Regions from separate parts of the Homo sapiens genome. Here regions 2 and 3 are each linked to region 1. Evidence: chromatin contacts called from ENCODE Hi-C or POLR2A ChIA-PET data. All regions are on one chromosome and are shown on one strand. The core of a region is the stretch at or near the end of the contact, and the rest is flanking DNA. Distances in the headings are between cores, read along the strand shown.

What was found. A loop is a pair of places that touch in the nucleus more often than their neighbours do. ChIA-PET counts read pairs that join two places held with the same protein, here RNA polymerase II (POLR2A). Pooled maps may share reads with other maps.
Region 2: a loop to region 1 is called in a map with no recorded cell type, with 34 times the contacts of the local background. The contact joins the promoter of C9orf163 here to the promoter of BRD3OS in region 1. A Hi-C loop is called at or near these places in 7 of 37 single-sample maps with no recorded cell type and 11 of 50 pooled maps. POLR2A ChIA-PET finds 5 or more read pairs at or near these places in 1 of 52 experiments (A673).
Region 3: a pooled map shows a loop between it and region 1 (6-fold over the local background). The contact joins the promoter of NACC2 here to the promoter of BRD3OS in region 1. A Hi-C loop is called at or near these places in 5 of 50 pooled maps.

What each region holds. Positions count from the first base shown.
Region 1 is chr9:134,024,095-134,026,869 of GRCh38, reverse strand. BRD3OS (BRD3 opposite strand) reads right to left here and starts at 1,389. Exons shown (of 3, transcript NM_001355256.2): 1 at 1,334-1,389; 2 at 780-1,025; 3 at 1-662. The coding sequence starts at 122. RefSeq lists silencers at 1,096-1,515, 1,826-1,955.
Region 2 is chr9:136,482,058-136,484,832 of GRCh38, reverse strand. C9orf163 (chromosome 9 putative open reading frame 163) reads right to left here and starts at 1,338. Exons shown (of 1, transcript NR_172629.1): 1 at 1-1,338. It overlaps SEC16A (SEC16 homolog A, endoplasmic reticulum export factor), which reads left to right and starts at 1,793. Exons shown (of 32, transcript NM_014866.2): 1 at 1,793-1,895. RefSeq lists silencers at 681-1,110, 1,261-1,440, 1,511-1,620, 1,851-2,170 and enhancers at 410-1,154, 1,900-2,645.
Region 3 is chr9:136,093,843-136,096,617 of GRCh38, reverse strand. NACC2 (NACC family member 2) reads left to right here and starts at 1,329. Exons shown (of 6, transcript NM_144653.5): 1 at 1,329-1,429. RefSeq lists silencers at 867-966, 1,287-1,416 and an enhancer at 2,622-2,775.

The DNA.
Region 1 (2,775 bases), core at 140-2,639:
GGTGGCACCGACTCCAACTTCTGCTGTTGCTGCTGCCAGATGAGCAAGGAGGTGTCCCTGTACCGGAGGCGGGCGTAGCCTTCAGACAAGGCCTTCTCTGCCAGGGGGACACGGCCACTCATCCCCTCCCCCGTCCCGCTGGACTCCTGGGAACCCTGCTGTTCTGAGACGGCCCACGCGCACTAAATTAACGGACAGCTTTCCCAGCTTTGGGGCTTAAGGATCCCTCGTTTAACTGAATGGTAGAAATTAGGAATTCCGCCCATTTGCAGGCAACGTCCTCAGGAGGGTTGTGTGGTGAGGAAATGAGGCGGCCTCACCATTCTGAAGACACCTGAGACCCATTCAGGGGACCGCACACAGGTCAGAGCGGCGCCCGGCCACAGCTCTTCCGGGTGCAGCTGTGTGGAATTGACAGGGACGAGGCGTCACACCCTGGGGGGTGATTCTGCCACCATGGCCTGGACCACTGAGCTTGAAGAGATGGATCCAGTGCCCTGAGGAAGGGACATGGTGGCCCCAGACGCAAGCTGGAAGGAGCTCCGGTGGCACGCCCCGCACGCATCTGTCCGGGCCAGCTTTCAGGGCAACGGCTGTTCTGACCCACCCTGGGGATCCAGCCCCAGCGTTTGTTCAGGTCTCGTCTCTCCCCAAAGGTGCTGCTGCAAAGGAACGAACGTGCTGTCAGGAGAGGGGAAGTCAAGCGCCCCGGCAGCGGCGGCAGTCTGCAGCGCAGCATCAAGTCTCTGGGGGTCAGCGGCCTAGATCGAGCTACTTACGTCCCGTGGGGCAGCCTGGGAGCTGGGTGGAGAGTGAGACGGGCGCCCAGTGCCAGCTTTTTCAGTCACTGGGAGGTGCTGGGGAGGCTGCTTGTTGGGGCTTCAGGGTCTCCATCTGTGAAACAGGAGCCAGCGGCGCTTGAAAGGGCGCGGGTTCCCGGAGACGCCGCCAGGCGTCAGCCCCGGGACCGGAAGGGGCCCCCAGGGCCGCCTTGCTGCTCCGAGCATCCAGCTCCCGTGAGGCCCCTGGACCCAAACAAAAACGATGTCAGGAGAAAACAAACAGGGAAGCATCGCAACCCACTCCCGAACGCCTTCCCAGCTGCGCAGCGTCAGGGACCTCCCCTCCTGGGATGCCTGCGCTAGGTCAGCCTCAGCTTCCCGGGCCCCCATCGCGCGTCCCCGCCACCTGCGCGCACCCTGGGGTCCCCGTCGCGTGGCCCGCGGCCCCCATCCCCGCGCCCCAGACCCCGCGCGCTCTGGGTCGCCCCATCCTCCAGCCCCCTATCGTCTGCCCGCATCCCCGGGTCCCCCACGTCGCCCGCCCCAGTCACCGCTCGTCGCGGGCCTCGGAGATGCGGGCAGCGGCGCGACGCACTGCGGGGCTCCCAGGGCGGGGCCGGCGGCCGCTGGGCCGTGTCTCCATGGCAGCGCCGCAGGCCTGGCGAGCCGAGCGCAGAGGCTGGGCAGGCGTGTGCGACGAGCCCAAGCCATCGATCGCTCCGCGAGGAGGGGCTGGGCCCGCCCCGAATAGGAACTGGAAGAGGAGGAGGAGGGGCTGGAGGAGGAGGGGCTGGAGGAGGAGGGGCTGGAGGAGGAGGAGGGAGGAGGAGGAGGAGCTGGGAGAGGAGGGGCTGGGAGAGGAGAAAGGGCTGGATGAGGAGGAGGGGCTGGAGGAGGAGGAGGGGCTGGGAGAGGAGGAGCTGAACGAGAAGGAGGAGCAGAAGGAGGAGTGGAGGAGAAGGAGGAGCAGGAGGAGGAGCTGGGGGAGGAGGAGGAGCTGAGAGAGGAGGAGGAGATGGAGGAGGAGGGGCTGGATGGTGAGGGGCTGGGAAAGGAGGAGGGGCTGGGAGCGGAGGTGGGAGGAGGGGCTGGCAGAGGAGAAGGGGCTGAGGAGGTACTGGAAAAGAAAGAGGAGCAGGAGCTGGAGGAAGACGTGGAGGAGGAGCTGGAGGAGGATGAAGAGAAGGAGTGGGACGCCCACAACCCTGTTAGTAAGACACTGCCGGACTGTATGGTCTTATCATCTTGGTTTTCGTATTTCTGCTTGTGTGGTTACTTTTGCCACTGCTGTTACTGCTTTTATTAGTATTCTTACTCTCAGTAATTGATACAATTATTTTTAATTAATTAAATGTCCGGGCTTACTATCTCAAAAATAGGTCTTGAATTTCTCCATCTCATCCAACCAAGCCAGGCCTCTATACTGCTCATTTGGACTCCTCAACAGCCCCATGAAAGCAAGGTCTATTTCCTTTTCTCACTCCACCTCCAATCATACTCCAATAGCACTCTTTTAGTATCTACCCTTTTCCCCTAATTTTATGGTTTTCTCCAATGCCAATTAAGAAAACTAGCATAATGGAACCTGGTGTGGTGGCTCACCTCTGAGTCCCACCTACTTGGGAGGCTGAGGCAGGAGGATCCCTTGAGCCAGGAGTTCGAGGCTGCAGTGAGCCATAATCATGCCACTGCACTTCAGCTGGGACGAAACAGCAAAACCCCATCTCTAAAAAAAAAGAAAATAAGCATAACAGACATCCAAGGAAGATGCTTAGTGTGAGCACTAAGCCCACAGCTGTGGAACGCACATTCTTTTTTTTTTTTTTTTTGAAAGGGAATCTCACTCTGTCACCCAGGGTGGAGTGTGGTGGCACGATCTCAGCTCACTGCAACCTCCGCCCCCCAGGTTCAAGCGATTCTCCTGCCTCAGCCTCCTGAGTAGCTGGGACTACAGGCGCCGGCAACCACGCCCAGCTAATTTTTGTATTTTTAG
Region 2 (2,775 bases), core at 89-2,588, 2.5 Mb before region 1:
AGCGGGGCTGGGGCTGGGCCCTACCACGTGCTCCCTAACTCTGTTCAAACAGGTCAGGAATCTGACTCCTGAAAGGCAAATGTTAGCTGAGCAGATTGGCCCTGGTGCCACGTCAGCCGGACTGAAGCTCTCCCTGCACCGCCTGCGGCCCTGCTGGCGTGGCACGGATATCACCCCCTCCCTCACCAGCCGCCGGCCCAGCTGGGGACAAGGGTGGCTCCCACCCAGGGAGGACCTCAGCCGCTGCTGGGAGCTCAGCCTCCCGCGATGCCATCGGGCGGGCACCCCCACCACGGCGCCTGCCCTCTGGAAGGAGCAGCAGAGGAAGGCCGCGGCTCTTCCCTGCCCTTGCCAGGCAGGTGTGCAGGTGAGTGGGCCCGGCATGGCTGGCCGCTTCCTCAACCGCTCAGCCTCCCTCGGCTCCTCCGAAAAATGAGGGCACAGAGGATAGTGCCCACCTGTTCCCTGCGATCTTCCGCGGGAGGGCGTGGATGCTGCCTGGCCTGGCCGTGGCAGGCACAGGAGCGCCTACCCGCCTCACCCCTCCGCTGGGTCGCTCTGGCCGCCCGAGCGCCCGGGCCCACTCGCCACCGACGTGCACTCAGCCAAGGCTGGGACCCCAGCGCCCCTGTGGGGCTGGCGGCCGGGGGAACGAACCGAGTAGGCCGCACCTCCCCGGGAGGACAGCAGGGCTGGGGCCAGGGTGGGCCTGGGAGGGCCCGGCGCAGCAAAGGCGCAGGGCGGAGCTTGGGGACGAGGAGCCCGCGCGTCCCCCTTGCGAGTCGGCGGACACCCGGCTCCGCGCGGTGGCCGGGCCGCCCCTCCCTGCCCGGGCCTCTGTGCAGAGCGAAGGGACAGTAGAGGATGCGTCGGGGAAACCCCAGGACGCTGGCCAGGGACTGGCGGCAGCCATCGACCAACTTCCGGCGCCGCTCGGTGCCCGCGGCCACGCCGTAACCAGGCAACCAGCGCGCAGGCGCAGTCGGCCCTCCGCGTCCCGCAGCTCCGGCCGCTCCCGGCGCATGCGCGGCCGCCGCCGCCTGCCCTCCAGCCTCCCAGCCCAACGGAAGAATGCGAGGAGCGCGCCCGCGTCAGGGCCCCGCGCTTCTCAGCTGGGCGGAGTAGCCGTTCTCGGTGCGTGAGCCTGCTGGCATCGGTCCTGCAGACTGATTTCCCGCTTGTGGCCTTGATTGAAGAATCCCATCTCTTCTCACATCTTAAAACGAAAAAAGACTGGGAGAAAGAGCCAGCGTAAACAGGGCGACGTACTGGGACGGCCCCGGCGCGCCTGGCCGGGCAGGTGGCGAGGGGCGGGGCCAAGCGGTGAGGCGGCAGACGGACGCCGGAGGGGGGCGGGGCCACGGGCGGGGAAGGACGGCCGAGGGGCGGGGCCAAAGGGGCGGGAACGACAGGATGAGGCGGAGAAAGACGGACGACGGGCGGGGCTAAGGGGGCGGGACGAAAGAATGAGGCGAGGAACGACGGAAGAGGGGCGGGGCCAAGGGGAGCGGGAACTACAGGATAAGGCGTGGAAGACGGGCGGGGGGCGGGACGAAAGAATGAGGCGGGGAAGAACGGACGCCGGCGAGGGGCGGGGGCAGAGGGGGCGGGACAGAGGGATGAGGCGGGGAGGACGGACGCCGGCGAGGGGCGGGGCCGAGGGATGGGCTGTGAAGGGCTGAAAGAGAACGCGTCTGGGCCGACGAGCCGAGGGGCGGGGCCAGGGGCGGGGCGCGCGCTGATGTCGTAAGCCGGACACGTCGGCGGCGCGGCGGCCGCGGAGACCCGAGCCGGATGTGCCAAGATGGCTGCGGCGGCTGAGGTGTCTGTGCTCGTCGCCAGCGTCGGGTGGGCTTTCGCCCGCGGCTCCTGAGGGATCGGTCTCAGCCGCGCGGGTGAGGGGGCGAGCGCGGGTGAGGGGGCGAGCGCGGGAGGAGGAAGGCGGAGGCCGGCCGGCGGAGCCAGGCCGTGGAGGTCGGGGCGCGGAGGAGAGGAGGCGGCTGGGCCCAGCCCCGAGCGGGCGGTGCATCTCGGGTCCCGCCGGGGCCGGTCGAGGGGACAGACGTCCGGGCCCCCGGGCCAGAGCGGAAGGCCGGACGCGGCGCGGGCCGCCGTGGGACTCGAGGGACTGACGTGGACCCGGCTGGGCTGCGGTGACGCCGGTTCCCGGGGCGGGAGGCTGGACCCCCAGGCACCCCTCGTAAGACTCTTAACTTTTCAAATGAGCGTGTCTTGTCCTCACCGGCTAGAAGGCTTCCTTAGCGATGCTGGTGAAGAGACACATTTACATTTGAACCAAAGAGCAGAGTTGTTTGTTTGTAATTTCTTGATTGGGCGATCAGGATGTTGCAACAGAGGCCGAGGGTTAGAGGAGTGTGTGTGATCCGGCTCGCCCCTTTGTGATGGAAGTGTTACAGTAGAGCCTTCAGAAACATCAGAGCCATTTAAAGTCAGTTTTTGCCGCTTAAGAACACTTTTAAATGGCTTGTAAGTTGGGTGTGGATTGTATATTAAGATTTTGTTTTACATGTGTGATGCCGATGTTAACCAAAGAGGTATTTCCCATCCCCCATGTGGCAATACGAAGCAAACGGAACCGCAGACGGTTCTTCCTAGAAGTGATACTTTTGCAAGTTTCAGCACAATGCAGCCTCCCTGCGTTTTTTCCTCATCCCCTTTCTTAAGTTTCAGGTGCTGGTATCTTGTAGACAAGAGGCAAAATAGCGTGTCTTTCTTGTTCCTTGTTCCTCGTTTACTGTTAATAGTGGTTACTAC
Region 3 (2,775 bases), core at 80-2,579, 2.1 Mb before region 1:
GGGACTGCATTTAGGTCTAGATGGGACTCTGTGGGGAGAGCCCAGAGTCCCTGCGGGGTTCCATACTCACCCCCATACAAGGCAAGCCAGGGAGTGAAGTGTGTGTGTGTGTGTGTGTGTGTGTTCTGGACGCAGAGCTGAATAGAACCTAAAGTTGGGGTCAAGGGCCAGTCTGTGGCCAAGATCAAGGGCCTAGCTTGAGGTTGGGGTGACAAGAACCTGGCCAAGCTTCTGATGATTTGTCCAGGGAATGACCTTGGCTGACTGTGCCAGAAGGGCTGTAGCCCCAGGTTTCTGATCCCCAGAGCCCCAAAGGCGTTCTCTGGGATGCTGGTGGCCATCTCCTTCTCAACCCTTCTCCCAGCGCCCTCGCTCGGGACCACTGAGGCGGTATCACTCCATTCTCCTGCAAGGACCCTTGAGCGTGCTGTGGGAGTGAGGCTGGCTTAGCCTCTGAGGACCACTGCAGCCTGTCCTGACCTCAGGCCCCAGGTTAGGGGGCAGCTGAGGAGGGGTCTCTGGGTCTTTCCGGGTGTGTGGCCGTTTTATTTCCGTGCCCTTGTTTTAAAACTGCACCTCTGTCCTCAGGAGCGTGGCCTTGGGCAGATGGAGAGCTGCGTGGCCGGTGCCGGAATGACTGTCAACGCCCCAGTGCGCCCGGATCACACCAGGCCTGAAGGCAGCGCCAGGCCCAGTCCAGGCAGCTTGCAGTTCCCGGGCCGCAGGGACGGGCGCCGGAGCCCCGCAGACGTTCGCCCAAGGGCGCTCCCGTATCCTCGTCTTTCACGGCCCGCCTGAGCGTCCAGGGCGGCTGCGGATGCGCGCACTTCCCCCGCCCGGATCCCGGAGGCTGCACCGTGCGGACGCGACTGCCGCGGGCAGGGCGCGCGCCGGGGGCGGGGTAGGGGGGCCCGGGGGCTCTCCCGGGCTTAGCGAGTCCGGCCGAGGCCGGGGCCCGGGGAGGGCGGAGGGCGGCGCTCCAGGTCCTTTCCCGACCCGGCCGCCGAGCTCCGTCCTCTGCGCCGCGGCGTCCGGCTCCCGCCGGGTGTCCCGCGCAGGGTCGACCGCCGGCAGCTCCGGAAGGAGGACGCGCGAGGGGCGAGGAGCTGCCGCCTCCCCTCCCCAGCGCTCGGGGTTCCCCACGCCCCGCCGGCCCCCACTGGGGACCCTCCCGGCCCCCGGACCCCAGCCCCGACCCCGGGAGCCCACCTGGCTGCCAGTGCGCGCGCGCGCGCGGCCGGCGCGCTGTCCCTTTAACGGCCCGCGGGCACCTCCCCCGCCGCCGCCCCGCCCCCGCCGCGGTGCGGCCGCCGGTGCTGGGCGAGGTCGGAGAAAGTCCATGGGAGCCGGAGCGCCGGGACGCCAAGCACTTCCTGCCGCGGGCGGCGCGCCGCAGCTGCCCAGGCCGGACCGGGCCGGGCGCCCGCAGGTACCGCCAACTTGGCGCGCGCGGCCGCCCCCGGGTTACGCCGCCGGGCGGGGTCGTCCCACGGGCCGGGCCCGCACTTCCCGCAAACTCCGCGGCCGCCCAACTTGGCGCGAGCCCCCTGCCGCAGTGCCGGCCGCGCGGGGCGGGTGCGGCCGAGTTCCGCGCCGGCCCGGGCGTGCGCGCGGGAACCGGCCTCGGGAGCCCGCGGAGGGGGGCCGGGCGGGGCCGGGGGGTCCCGGCGGAGGCGCCCGCGACCCCGGGCCGGGACGCCGCGCCGCGCGTTCGGGGAGACCCCGGCTCCGGGCGTCCCGGGGCGCTCCCCGCCGCCTGCTGGGTTTCCCTGGATTTCTGGGGACCCGCGCGGCCTCCCCAGGGACCCGACTGGCCGATCCAGCCCTCCGGGTGGGGAAGCCGGGGCAGGACTGGCCCGGGGCCAGGGCGGAGGTACCCACCCCTCCCGGCGCATCTGCGCAGCTGCCTGGCCCAGCCGGGCCCGCGCCTCGCCCTCCCGGTCCAGGTGGGCCCGTTCGTGGGTCGTCACCGCCTCCCGCGCCTCCCCCACTCGGGCCCCAGCCTGGGGAGAAACTGGGGTCCGGCCGCAGGGGGAGGGGGCTCTGCCTCTTGCCAGCTTCTGTGCCTCTGCGGAGCTGAGGTCGGGGGGCCCCAGCTCCTTCTCTAAGAAACTCAGCGGAGCCCGGGGCCCGCCGCGCACCCCGCACGGCCAGGGCGGACCGAGGCCTTCCGACGGAGTTTCCTGCTTCTCTTGCTGGGATCGTGTGGGGTCGGAGGTCAGAGGTCACCTCCCAGCCCCTCTGCCAGGCTCTGGGGGAAGTTTGGTCTTGGACTCTCGTCGTGGAGCCGCTTAAACCTGTGGGTCTGAAGGCCGCGAGGCCGGGTCCCTGGAGTTGGCCTCCCAGGCCGTTCCACTCCCTCCCCCAACCCCCGCGCGGGGCCTCCGGATTGGAGGTGTTTCACCCACGTGCTGGTGGGCCCGTCTCCCTGGGCCGCTGGGTGCCCTGAGCTGTGTTCTCTGCTGCGCGTTCCTTCCTGTGTGTGGCGGGGGTGCTGACCCGGGGGTGCCCAAGGCAGCCCGGACTCCCATCCCGTGGAGCTGCCTCCGGGAGCGCGTGCACCTTGGTGTTCCCGCCCGCCAGCGCGGCCGCACTCTCCTGCCAGAGTCCGTGTCCCTCCAGGTCGCCCCTTCTTCTCACCCACCCCTCTTTTCGTCTGGCAGGCTCCTGACCTCCTTCCCTCCTGTTCTCCAGTGGGACACTCAGCTCAGCATTCTGCAGGGTGTTTTAGCCTGTAGCACCCCCCAGCAGGGGCGCCTAGAGTTAGGTCAGGGT